2 separate regions of the Mus musculus genome follow, and region 2 is linked to region 1. The links are chromatin loops, found by intact Hi-C in ENCODE. Cell type or tissue: heart. All regions are shown on one strand. Each heading gives the region's core, and the rest is flanking DNA. Links, peaks and the distances in the headings are about the cores only. Region 1 has its middle 40 kb from the start of Smim10l1. Region 2 holds the start of Gm35765 (a long non-coding RNA gene).

Evidence for each region. Hi-C counts contacts between places; a loop is a spot of excess contacts. Peaks named below come from ENCODE experiments on the same cell type or tissue, not always from the same donor. Only the 100,000 strongest peaks of a DNase experiment are listed, where the experiment ranks them.
Region 2: it touches region 1 in a loop (8-fold over the local background); 2 of 42 quality-filtered maps call a loop at or near these places.

What each region holds. Positions count from the first base shown.
Region 1 is chr6:133,142,094-133,148,519 of GRCm38, forward strand. No RefSeq gene overlaps it. Among named protein-coding and RNA genes, the nearest start is that of Smim10l1, 40 kb to the left of the region's middle. In heart, for the core only: no CTCF peak of the experiment used is centred there; no DNase peak of the experiment used is centred there.
Region 2 is chr6:133,082,223-133,088,648 of GRCm38, forward strand. Gm35765 (a long non-coding RNA gene) reads right to left here and starts at 3,062. Exons shown (of 4, transcript XR_378062.2): 1 at 2,875-3,062. It also overlaps the pseudogene Gm18691. In heart, for the core only: no CTCF peak of the experiment used is centred there; no DNase peak of the experiment used is centred there.

The sequences.
Region 1 (6,426 bases), core at 1,436-3,935:
GAGAGAAAAGCTCCTACCTCAGCAACTGTTCTGAGTTTTTTAAAGCAGTAATAAGGTACCATGGTACCAAATATCTTTTTTTGAGATACCAGACTGGCCATGTTCTGTTACTTTGATAGTTACTATTGGACCTAGGATCTGTTGGACCTTTTTTTTTTTTTTTTTTTTTTTTTTTTTTTTTTTTTTGGAGACATAAATTAATCCACTGAGTAACTGCCTCATCATTCAAAAACTTGTTGAAAGTTGCATAATGTGCATCACTTAAGTGGAGGATGATGGTGGTGGAAAGTTAGGTCTGTATGATGTCTGTGATATGTAAGGTGTTATCATTAAAAGAAATCCTAAACCCACCTGACTTGTGCATATTAATGCTTGCTAGCTCTGTGTGGGAAAGTCTACTCTACTTGTCCCAGTAGTAGAGACTCTCACAGGAAGGCATCCTCACTAATTTGGTTTGATTCAGGAGATGGGGCCATTGAAGTTCAATTAGGCCTTTGCTTATCTCCCTGTCTTAATTATCGCTGTATTCTGAAAAGAGGACATGTACACAATTGGGCACTTCTCCATTTTTGCCACACATTCCACACATGTGCAATTGTGTCTTGGGAAAGGGAAATTCTCTAGAGAAGACAGAATGCAGACACTTTCATTTTTCTAACTCTAGCATGCTTTTGTTTTACTGAAACACAGAAGTGATGGGTAGGAAGAAAAGAAGAGCATTAAATGAGAAAATAAACTTAGTGTGAATCTAAGTGAAGTTTATTTGACTTCAAAGAATTTTTGTTCATATTGAGATGGATGAGCATTCTCATGATGTAAGCAGTAGTAAAGACAATTATATCTAAAAATGAAACATAAATTTCAAGTATAATTGTATCTATACTAATTCCATGCTAGTGCAAATAATATAACATATCATGATGGCAGCAAAAGGCATGAAAGCTTGCTTCGCTGTAGATAAAGTGCAACTCATTATCTTATAATTGGTTTTGTTTGTTTGGTTGGTTTTTGTTTTATTTTTGTTTGTTTTTGATATTCCTGGATTTTTTTTTTTGTGACAGGGTTTCTCTCTATGGCCCTGACTGGTCTGGAACTCATTCCTTAGACCATGCTGGCCTCGAACTCAGAAAGCTGCCTGTCTCCCAAGTCCTGGGATTAAGGCAAGAACCACCACTGACTTATAATTGTGATAATTGTTACTTCTGAAAAGACAATTTTAGGTATATAAGGAACTCATAATATCAATAACCATGAGAAAATTGGAAATGTGAAATTTAATGAAAATAAAATATGGTAAGATAAGGACTCTGTTCACATTTAATGATTGTATATTAGTAATCAATTTATTTTCATTTTTTATAAAGTAAAAATAAATTAACTTGTAATATTAAGGCCCTATTATTGGAAATGGAACAAATGAAATTACTTCAGAATATCAGTTATATCCATAATTCTATGTTAATTTCATGTAACATCAATTGAGATGTCCATTAATATTTAAAGGAAGAACAAAACATATTGAAGCTCAATTGAAGAGTATTAACACATAAAATTGATTAAAAAATAGCTCATAACTACACATTTTTAGTAATGTTGATGGAACTAGAAAAATACTATTAAATGAAGTAAACAAGACATAGAAAGACAAACACCACATGTTCTTTACTCATTTGGGAATGCTAAGTAGAGTTGATATGCAGAAGACAACAGACAGAAAAGGGAACTCAGTGTTAAGAAGGGTAGTGTTAGACAAGATAGAGAAAGGCTGGAGAGTAAGCATAAAAATAGAGAGAAAGGGTAAGTTCCAATGTTATTCACTGTGGCAAAGTGATAATCATAATAAACATAACATGTTATTATATTCAGAAGTCATGCACAGGACTCTGTCCATTCCCAGTACTAAGAGACAGAAACTGCATTGAAAAAGCTATAAATTCAACTAAATTTGTTTGTAAAATGAATTAAGTATAAGTGTATACACTGAATTAATACAGCAGCTATGTTTTCTTACCCAAACTAGTTCCCAATAACCAGACTGAAAGACCAAGGATTATTTTAAATGCAGGGCTGTGGTGGCGCACTCCTTTAATGCCAGCACTTTGGAGGCAGAGGCAGGCAGTTTTCTAAGTTCGAGGCAGCCTGGTCTACAGAGTGATTTCCAGGACAGCCACGGTTACACAGAAAAACCCTGTCTCGAAAAACCACACACACAAACAAAGAGTTATTTTAAGGCTTCACTTCAATACATCAGGAGTATTGATCTATTAATCTTCTAAGTTACTCTGGCTTCTTCCCAACCATAATCCAAATTAATATTTGCAACAATGACTTCCATAGTCAACCTGAATTTTCATTAATACATGTATTCAATTTTCATACACATATCAGTTTACCCTTTCCTCCCAGTGCTCTCTTATGCAGATCCCTCCCCCCATCCCTCCCTCCTAAACACTACATGAAGTAAACTTTCTCTACTCCCAGCACATAAAGTGAGTGCAGTACTATGTGCATACCCTACAACTAGGTCCAGGCAAGGCAGCCCAATTACTAAAGAGGAATTCCGGGAAGGCAGACAAAAGACTCAGGGACAGTCCTGCTCCAGTTCTTGGGGTCCCTAGATAAAGACCAAGCTGCACAGTTGTTACACATGTGCAGGAGGCCTAGTTCCATCCTGTGCTCATTTTTTTTTTGTTGAAGATTCAATCTTAGGAACAATATTACTAAGAAAGTCTATTTTTAACTCATTTACAGGGAAAAAATCAGCACAGGATAGGAATCAGTAATTTGTTTTACAAGTTTTTCCTCAGATTCTAGATTTATTAATTGGCAATTATTTTGCTTAGAGTGATGCAATATTTTTTTCAAGTTAAGCATGCCTGATGAAATTCAGGTAAAAACTGACACGGATCCAGAAGAAGGTACTGCCAATGATGACTACAAGCAACAATGGTGTCCTTTTACTTAAGTCATAACATTTCCTGGTTGAGAAAAAGAAAACCTTAAGCATGGGACTCAGATTTAATGTTGAGAGGTAATAGATGAATAGAGGGTTCAAACTGAAGAGACCTACTAAAGTCCTAAATGCTTTGAAGCCTAAGCCTATTAACAACTGTGACCCATAATTGTTCCTGTCTGAAGGAATTACTGGGATGGAAATGGAGAGGAGCCTGAGTAAAAGAAGGTCCAGTGACAGGCCGGAAGTGGGATCCAGCTGAAGTGGAGGTCGGAAGACCTGAAACTATGCCTGAGGCTATGGAGGACTCACAAAGAGAGACCTATCATAAATGCCTCCCAAGAGACCCAACAAACAGCTAAACTGGTCAGATGCAGCTGACTCCTGTTGTTGATTTAGGGAAGGTGGAAAGAAGTTGAGGAGAATGGTGACCCTGTAGGAGGAGCAGCAGTCTCAATTAATCTGGATCGCCAAGAACTCTCAAACACTGGACCACCAAACAGGCAGCATACACCACCTGAAAAGAGGCCACAACACACATACAGTAGAGGGTGTCTATGCCTGTGTTCATTCAGAGGTGATGCACCTAACCTAAAGAGACTGGAGGTCCCAGAAAATTTAGAGGTCAGGTGGGGTTGAGTGGGGGACATCCACGTGGAGACAAGGGGGTGGGGAGGAGGTATGGGTGGTGGAACAGTTGGAGAGTGGATGGGGGGAATAAAATATGGAGTGTAAAAAAAAAACAGTAAGTTAAAAAATAAAAATAAATAAATAAATAAAACTTAAAAATAATTTTGTTATGACTATGCTGCTTTTGGGACCCATTAAATTAATAAAGCTGAAAATTGTTCTTTCAAGAAAACCAGGATGATGCAAATTTTATGATGGCTTCTAGGTCTTATCAAAAAGAATTTCCCTAGCACATTGTCTTCTCAAAGAAATATTACAAATTAGATATTATAACATGATACTTTGTTGTTTGGGCCTATGGTTTGTATATGACATGCTAGGGACTGAGTCCCTAACTGAGGGCCTTTGGGAACTCAGTTAGTCCCTCAAGTCCCTGATCCAATAAAAAACTAATCTATCACTGTGCATTCCAGCTGGGCTTTGAATGCCTGATCCTTCTGCTTCCTGTCTTCCTTGGGCCAGATTTACTGGTATATGACTAAATACCTGTCTCTGTCAATGATATATTTATAGCTATGACGTATTTGCAAAAACCATGAAGTATTCCTAAAGTTTTTGGAGTTGAGCATGTTTGTAATTTGTCCTCTCACTGTGACTTTAAACACATTTGTCACATGCCTTTGCAGTATGAAATTGAAAATCTGATTGTGATACCCTTATCCATGTTTAAATTTACTCAGAATTTATTTGATTCTAATCTGTGATCCCTTACTCATACAGAATACAAAGCCAATAACTTTTTGCTTTAATTAATATCTTAACAGCTGTTAAAGTAAAATTAGTCAATGAAATTATAAGAATTTCACTGTAGAGCAGGGTGAGTAAACATCTGCTGTGATTAACATTGCCCAAATAAAAGGCAGAGACCAGCAACCCCTTTCCTCCTTTGCCTCTCCCTCTTCCTCTCCCTCTTCCTCCTCTTCCTCCTCCGCTTCCTCCTCCTTCTCCTCCTCCTCCTCATCTTTTGCTCTCTTTGTCCTATTCCCTTCCCTGCTTCCCCCCAATAAACTTCTTCACATGGAGCTATTCTGGCCTGGTGGGATCTGCCAGAATGCAAGCCACATTTTTGCTCAACAAAACTTATTTTCCAGTTTTCAGCAGCTGTTAGTTGTGAGGACTTCCTCAAAGAATACATACACATACCAAAAGAATCATTAGGTTTCATTTTGTAACCTGTACTCCATAAATATGGATAATTTAAAACAATCCTCTATGTAGATAAAATCTCTTATAAGTACCTTCTTTTAAAAATGCCAATGGCCAATCAGTTGAGGAAAGAAATAGGGGACGGGTCAATGACAGAGAAGATTCTGGGAAATACTAAGAGATAAAAGAGAGATGCAATGAGATGAAACAGAAGACAGATTGAACGGCATCTAAACGAAAACCACCAGGTAGATGAATTCAGGGAGACAGACTGAGGGGCATGAAGAAATAAGCAAGCAGGGACTGAAAAGAGTTAACTAACTATATGGTACAAATAGAATAACTTAAATGGTTTATATAAGTTATGAACTAGTTAAGGAATGAGCAAAACTTATAGCCTAGGAAATTAATAATAACTAATTGATCTCAGAGTCATCAATCTGAAAACCAGGTTAGGGAAAGAAAAAACGATTTAATGTTCTTACCGAATGTTGTCCAAACTGCAAAGCATATAATCAAAAACATTTAATTTCATATTCAGTTATTAAATGTAATTATTATTGGGAACTTGTGAGAATGATGGGAAAGCCTAAACTTAACTAACAGATGGCAACCCCCATCAGGTATAAAATCTAATATCAACTGAGTTGTGGGTGAGAGGTATGTGGCTATATTGGCATTGAACGTCAGGCAAAAATTAATCAGAAATCCAAACTTGAACAGAATGACCAAGTAAGTACTTCTACCTTTAAGAGTTACTTCTATATCCTTGCCAGTCTGCTGTCACCTGAGATCTTTATTTTAGCCATTCTGACGGTGGTGAGGTAGAATCTCAGGGTTGTCTTGACTTGCATTTCCCTGATATCTAAGGATTTTGAACATTTCTTTAGGGGTTTCTCAACCATTCAATATTCCTCAGTTGAAAATTCTTTGCTTAGGTCTTTACCCATTTTTAATAGTGTTATTTGATTCTCAGGAGTCTAATTTCTTGAGTTCTTTGTATATATTGAATATTAGCCCTTTATTGGGTGTGAGATTGGTAAAGATCTTTCCCCAATCTGTTTTGTCCTATTGACAGTGTCCTTTGCCTTACAGAAACTTTACAATTTTATGAGGTCTCATTTGTTGATTCTTGATCTTAGAGCATTAGCCATTGGTGTTCTATTCAGGAAATTCTCCTCTGTGTCCACATGTTCAAGGATTCTCCCCACATTCTCCTCTATAAGTTTCAATGGTTTTATGTGGAGGTTCTTGATCCACTTGGACTTGAGCTTTATACAAGGAGATAGGAATGGGTACATTTGCAGTTTTCAACATGCTGACCACCAGTTGAACGAGCACTACTTGTTAAAAGTACTGTCTTTTTTTCCAATCAATAGTTTTAGCTCCTTTTACAAATATCAAGGGACCATATGTGTGTGGGTTCATGGGGAGAATGCAAGCTGGTACAATCACTCTGGAAACCAGTCTGGTGGTTCCTCAGAAAATTTGACAGAGTACTACCTAAGGACCCTGCTATACCACTCCTGGGCATATACCCAGAAGATACTCCAATATATGACAAGGACACATGCTCCACTATGTTCATTGTAACCTTATTTATAATATCCAGAAGCTTGAAAGAACCCAGATGTCCC
Region 2 (6,426 bases), core at 1,725-4,224, 60 kb before region 1:
TTGTTGTCAAATTGCTCTGGCTAGGACTTCAAGTACAATGTTGAATAGGTAGGGAGAGAGTGGACAGCCTTGTCTAGTACCTGATTTTAGTGGGATTGCTTCCAGCTTCTCACCATTTACTTTGATGTTGGCTACTGGTTTGCTGTAGATTGCTTTTATCATGGTTAGGTATGGGCCTTGAATTCCTGATCTTTCCAAGACTTTTATCATGAATGGGTGTTGGATCTTGTCGAATGTTTTTTCTGCATCTAACGAGATGATCGTGTGGTTTTTGTCTTTGAGTTTGTTTATATAATGGATTACATTGATGTATTTCCATATATTAAACCATCCCTGCATCCCTGGAATGAATCCTACTTGGTCAGGATGGATGATTGCTTTAATGTGTTCTTGGATTCGGTTAGCGAGAATTTTATTGAGGATTTTTGCATCTATATTCATAAGGGAAATTGGTCTGAAGTTCTCTATCTTTGTTGGATCTTTCTGTGGTTTAGGTATCAGAGTAATTGTGGCTTCATAGAATGAGTTGGGTAGAGTTCCTTCTACTTCTATTTGTGGAATAGTTTGTGCAGAATTGGAATTAGATCTTCTTTGAAGGTCTGGTAGAACTCTGGACTAAACCCATCTGGTCCTGGGCTTTTTTTTTTTTTTTTTTTTTTTGGCTGGGAGACTATTAATGACTGCTTCTATTTGTTTAGGGGATATGGGACTGTTTAGATCATTAATTTGATTCTGATTTAACTTTGGTACCTGGTATCTGTCTAGAAATTTGTCCATTTCGTCCAGGTTTTCCAGTTTTGTTCAGTATAGCCTTTTGTAGAAGGATCTGATGGTGTTTTGGATTTCTTCAGAATCTGTTGTTCTGTCTCCCTTTTCATTTCTGATTTTGTTAACTAGGATGTTGTCCCTGTGCCCTCTAGTGAGTCTATCTAAGGGTTTATCTATCTTGTTGATTTTCTCAAAGAAACAACTCCTTGTTTGGTTAATTGTTTGAATAGTTCTTGTTTCTACTTGGTTGACTTTGTTGAGGGATTACTTTCTTGCCTTTTCTAGGGCGTGATTTCCGTCCATGTATTGGTTTTTTTCTGTTATTATCCTTTGAAGGGCTGGATTCATGGAAAGGTAATGTGTGAATTTGGTTTTGTCGTGGAATACTTTGGTTTCTCCATCTATGGTAATTGAGAGTTTGGCCGGGTATAGTAGCCTGGGCTGGCATTTGTGTTCTTTTAGTGTCTGTATAACATCTGTCTAGGCTCTTCTGGCTTTCATAGTCTCTGGTGAAAAGTCTGGTGTAATTCTGATAGGCCTGCCTTTATATGTTACTTGACCTTTCTCCCTTACTGCTTTTAATATTCTATCTTTCTTTAGTGCATTTGTTGTTCTGATTATTATGTGTCGGGAGGAATTTCTTTTCTAGTCCAGTCTATTTGGAGTTCTGTAGGCTTCCTGTATGTTTCATGGGCATTTCTTTCTTTAGATTTGGGAAGTTTTCTTCTATAATTTTTTGAAGATATTTGCTGGCCCTTTGAGTTGAAATTCTTCATTCTCATCAACTCCTATTATCTGTAGATTTGGTCTTCTCATTGTGTCCTGTATTTCCTGGAGGATTTGAGTTAGGATCCTTCTGCATGTTGTATTTTCTTTGATTGTTGTGCCGATGTTCTCTATGGAATCTTCTGCACCTGAGATTCTCTCTTCTATCTCTTGTATTCTGTTGCTGATGCTCGCGTCTTTGGTTCCAGATTTCTTTCCTAGGGTTTCTATCTCCAGCGTTGCCTCACTTTGGGTTTTCTTTATTGTGTCTACTTCCTTTTTTATATCTAGTAAGGTTTTGTTCATTTCCATCACCTGTTTGGATGTGTTTTCTTGTTTTTCTTTAAGGACTTCTACCTGTTTGGTTGTGCTTTCCTGTTTTTCTTTAAGGACTTGTAACTCTTTAGCAGTGTTCTCCTGTATTTCTTTAAGTGAGTTATTAAAGTCCTTCCTGATGTCCTCTACCATCATCATGAGATATGCTTTTAAATCTGGGTCTAGGTTTTCGGTTGTGTTGGGGTGCCCAGGACTATGTGGGGTGGGAGTGCTGCGTTCTGATGATGGTGAGTGGCCTTTTTTCCTGTTAGTAGGATTCTTACATTTGCCTTTTGCCATCTGGTATTCTCTGGAGCTGTGCAGGATACACTCGGCGGGGTCCCGGAACCAAGATGTCTGCTGCTGATGCTCAGGCAAAGTGCTGCCTGGGGCCCGAAAAGGGGGCTGCCTTAGAAGCTCTGTGGTTCCCGCCTGTCCCAGAAGCTTTTAGCTTTTGTATTTCATACTCTCACCTGTGCAGGATACACTTGGCAGGGTCCCAGAACCAAGATGTCTGCTGATGCTCAGGCAAAGCGCTCCCGCACCCGCTGGGCAGATCCCTATCCTCTGGCCGGAACAGTGGCCAGCTGCCTGTGCAGGACACACTCGGCGGGGTCCTGGAACCAAGATGTCTGCTGCTGATGCTCAAGCAAAGCGCTCCCGCGCCCGCCGGGCAGATCACTATCCTCTCCAGGTTTCCCCTCTTTCAGTAACTTTTCATAATTACTTATCATTTTGCATATTTAAGCCAATTCATAACATAAAATAAAATGGACTAAGAGTATTATTTAGCTAAATATCCTTCATAAGGAATTGTTTGCAGATAGTACACTTTTTATCTGCAAGACACAAGAGAGTGAGCTTTAGGAACAAAACACTTTTCATAGATTAGTAAACAAATATTTTCTGTGAAGTATGATATTGACTGTCATCTTGACAGGATCTAGAATTACCCAGAAATCTCTAGATATCTACAAGAGAGGCATTGTACATTAAATAAATTGAGTTAGGTGATTTCAGTCTTACTGTGAGTCATGGCATCCATCACTTTCCACTTGGCCCCAGGTGGGCATCTAAGTCTCTCACCCCACACTGCGGGGTGGGGGGTGGATAAGGGGCAGTCCCCCACTGGGGACCTCGAGGTGACACCCTGTTGCTCTGGAGTTATAGGAGAGAGAAAGAGAGAAAGAGGGAGAGAAGAGAGGAGAGGAGGAGAGAAGAGAGATGGGGAGAAGACAAAGAAAAAGGAAAGAGAAGAGAAGACAAATAGGGGAGAAAAGAGAGAACATAAGAGTAAGAGAATGAGGTGGGGGCTAAACAGCCCTTTTTATGGTCTTCACTGTTGCTAGGTAACTGGGGAGGAGTTTAGCCTGAACATCAGAAGCTTGGGCCATTGTCTATGTGACTACTGACCATGCTTATCTTGTGGGGGCTGTGGGAGGTGGTAGCTTAGGCAGGGGTCAGAGTTCCAGGAGCATGAGGGAAAGCCTACTGTCATGAAGGTGAATTATGACCATCGGGGTTCAGACCTCAGCTCAACTGGAGACCAGCCTGCAATCCCCCACACGAGTGTGTGTGTGTGTGTGTGTGTGTGTGTGTGTGTGTGTGTGTGTGTCCTGCTATTTGTTAATCATTTTTAAAATTTTTAAAGATTAATAAATGATAGAAATATTGATTCCAGTTCTTACACTTAACTGGTTCACATTTATATCTTTGTATACAAATAGGTTTGTATTTTGTCAGCAGAGCTATAATGTATTTGAATAGTGCTTAAATCACACAGAATCTTTTAAGTCCATAATGTTACACACACCTGAATAATTTTGAAAGTACAAATTTAGATGCCACACCACTACAGCTTCTGTTCCCTTCACATGCTGCTTAATACCAGATGTAGGACTACTGCCTACAGGCTTCCACTCTCTCTGCACAGCTCTCTCCATCTCCTGGGAATAGTTCCTTCCAGATAGCAAACCCTAGAAAAGCTTCAGGCCACACAAGTAAGCATTGTTACATCACATACTAATGGGCCAAATATTCTTAGGCAATTCCTTCATTCAGGAATGTCATTCTGTCCTACCCACTTAGCCAGAATCTCAAGAAAGCATAGTTTCCCTAAGTCTAGTTAGATGATGTCAGACAATCTCAGGTCCATACATGCATAGTACTATACTTTTCTCATTCCCTACTCTCTTGGGATGGGTACCCACATTCTTCTGAGAGGTATGGTATCCACATTTTGGAATTGCTTTGTGTTATCTTCCACCTTATGGGATACCTCTATACTGTTTGCATCTCTAACAAACTCTGCCAGAAAGATGATCCATCTCCATCCCTGGTCATCTCTAACATGCGCCAACTAAGAACTGATTTTTTTTCACTAGAATATGAAAACTGATCTCTGGTATTCTCGAGGGAGCATATAATTTTCTATTTTTGATCCTGCATCTCATATACCATAGCACAGAAAACAAGGATTGCCTGTTTTCTAGAATGAGGACATATCAGTGAGCTGAGGGAAAAGCAATTCCCAATGCTTGTCACAACAAAATTATGGGACTTTTCTGTTTAACGTCAACATTCCAATATAGTTACAGATAAAGCTGATCTTAGCTACTTTGTGGGTTCCTCTTTTTTTATACCCTTTATCCTCAGTAAGACAGAAAGAAGTCAAGAGGAGAGGGAGACAGAGAGGGAGAGAGACAGAGAGACACAGAGAGACAGAGACATCACTGAATCTATTTTTCCATTTTGTTTCTTCTTTGAGCACAACTACTAACAAACCACAACCAACCCCTCTAAATGATCAGCAACCAGCAACAATGTCTCTCAGGTCCCTAACATTTATATACCCTCTGAAAATTTTCTAGAATTCGAAATTTCACACAATTGCAGAAACTATCTGCAGCTGACAAAAACCATGCCTTGGTTAGAGTATGAGGCATATCATAGTCTGCTGCTATAGTCAGACTGAAGAAGCCCCATATCCCTACATCTGGAATTAAAATGAAAAGGCATTCCTATAATATTCCTGTGTTTTTAAAAGAAACCAAAATTCCAAAATTGTGGAATACACACAGAAGTGACAAAAGCCATATGTAGTAACATGAGGTGACCGCCATTTGCAGAGTCTTTATGTGGGCTGCAGTTTTGACTTCTCTGGAGCCTTTGACATTGTGCTGGGTGTTCTTCAGATGTTTCCTAAAGGAAAAGATGAGCAAAGTAAACATTATCAGAAACACAGTGAATGGTGTGGTTATGAACATAGTGTTGATGTGTCAAACCAGCCTAGAAAATTGGGTAGAGTTTCTTGATATAGCACTATAGGACATATTTGCCCATATCCATCAATCCAGACATCAATATATCTGCTTATGACTAACATGTTTAAGAAAATGATGAGCAAATATGGCAGCAATGTCAATTAAACTAGCTTTTTAAGGTTTCAACTTCTGGTCAAGAAAAAGAGTGTTTTTAGTGTAGCTATCTTGAGAAAATAGAAGATGCTGAGTCATGTAGCAAGCCAGATGCTGCAATGATTGGTCACTGTTCAATATTTTTTCATAATTCTTTTACTTTTTCTAGTTATTAGAGCTGGGTAGGTGGCTAATACCAATAAACTTGCAATTAGTGTCCAGATCACAGAGATTCCGGAGAGAGCCAGAGCAGGGAAGATCTAAAACACTGACGACATCTTTCTTTTTCTGACCCAGTCCACCCATGATATTCACCCAGGCTAAAAATGCACTGCCTAAATTTCCTATTATTAATTTCACACTTAAAATAAATGTTAATGTGAAATATAGGATAGGATTCATTGCCACTGGAAGGATGATTTAGTTTCTAGTTAAGTAATGAAGATGTGTTAATCAATCTTCTAAAATGCTCTGTGTATAAAATTCTTGAACTTTCAAAACATTTACTGCCAAAAACCCATATATACAGTACCAAGAAAATACAAATCACTAATGTCCACAGTGTTTTGGGTGAAAATTATATATTTTCCAAGGCAGCTAGTTTAATCTTTCTCCACATACTACACACCTTATCCAGAGCACCCTATTGTTTTTGCTTTGTTCTTTTGTTTGTTTGTTTGTTTTTTAGTTTTGCTGTTGTTGATGATGAGGAAGAAACACTGAATTCTCAGTTTTATCATCAAAATCAAGATATAATTATTTGTATTGGCTTTGATAGTTTTTTTTTATACAAATTTAGTCTCAATATTTGATTTCTGGACAAATAATTTTGGGGAATTGTAATTAATACCTGGCAACAAAATCTAGACTGACATATAAAATAAAAACAACATTAAACACATCAAATTTAAGTTTGCACAGGGACCAATGGATGCTTCCCATTGTAAGCTCTCTGTTACCTAAAATTCTTGTAGACATTTTTGTTCCTCTGAATTCTGTACTGAGAATAATAATCATCTTACTTTTTACAGGGTCATGCATGCACACACACTGTTACCCTTTAAGAGGAACATACAGATGCTGTTGACTTGCTCTTTCATTATTTCTGGTTCAACATTAGTGGGCTTCCAACTCATTCTTAGTACTGCTACAGTTCTCAGGA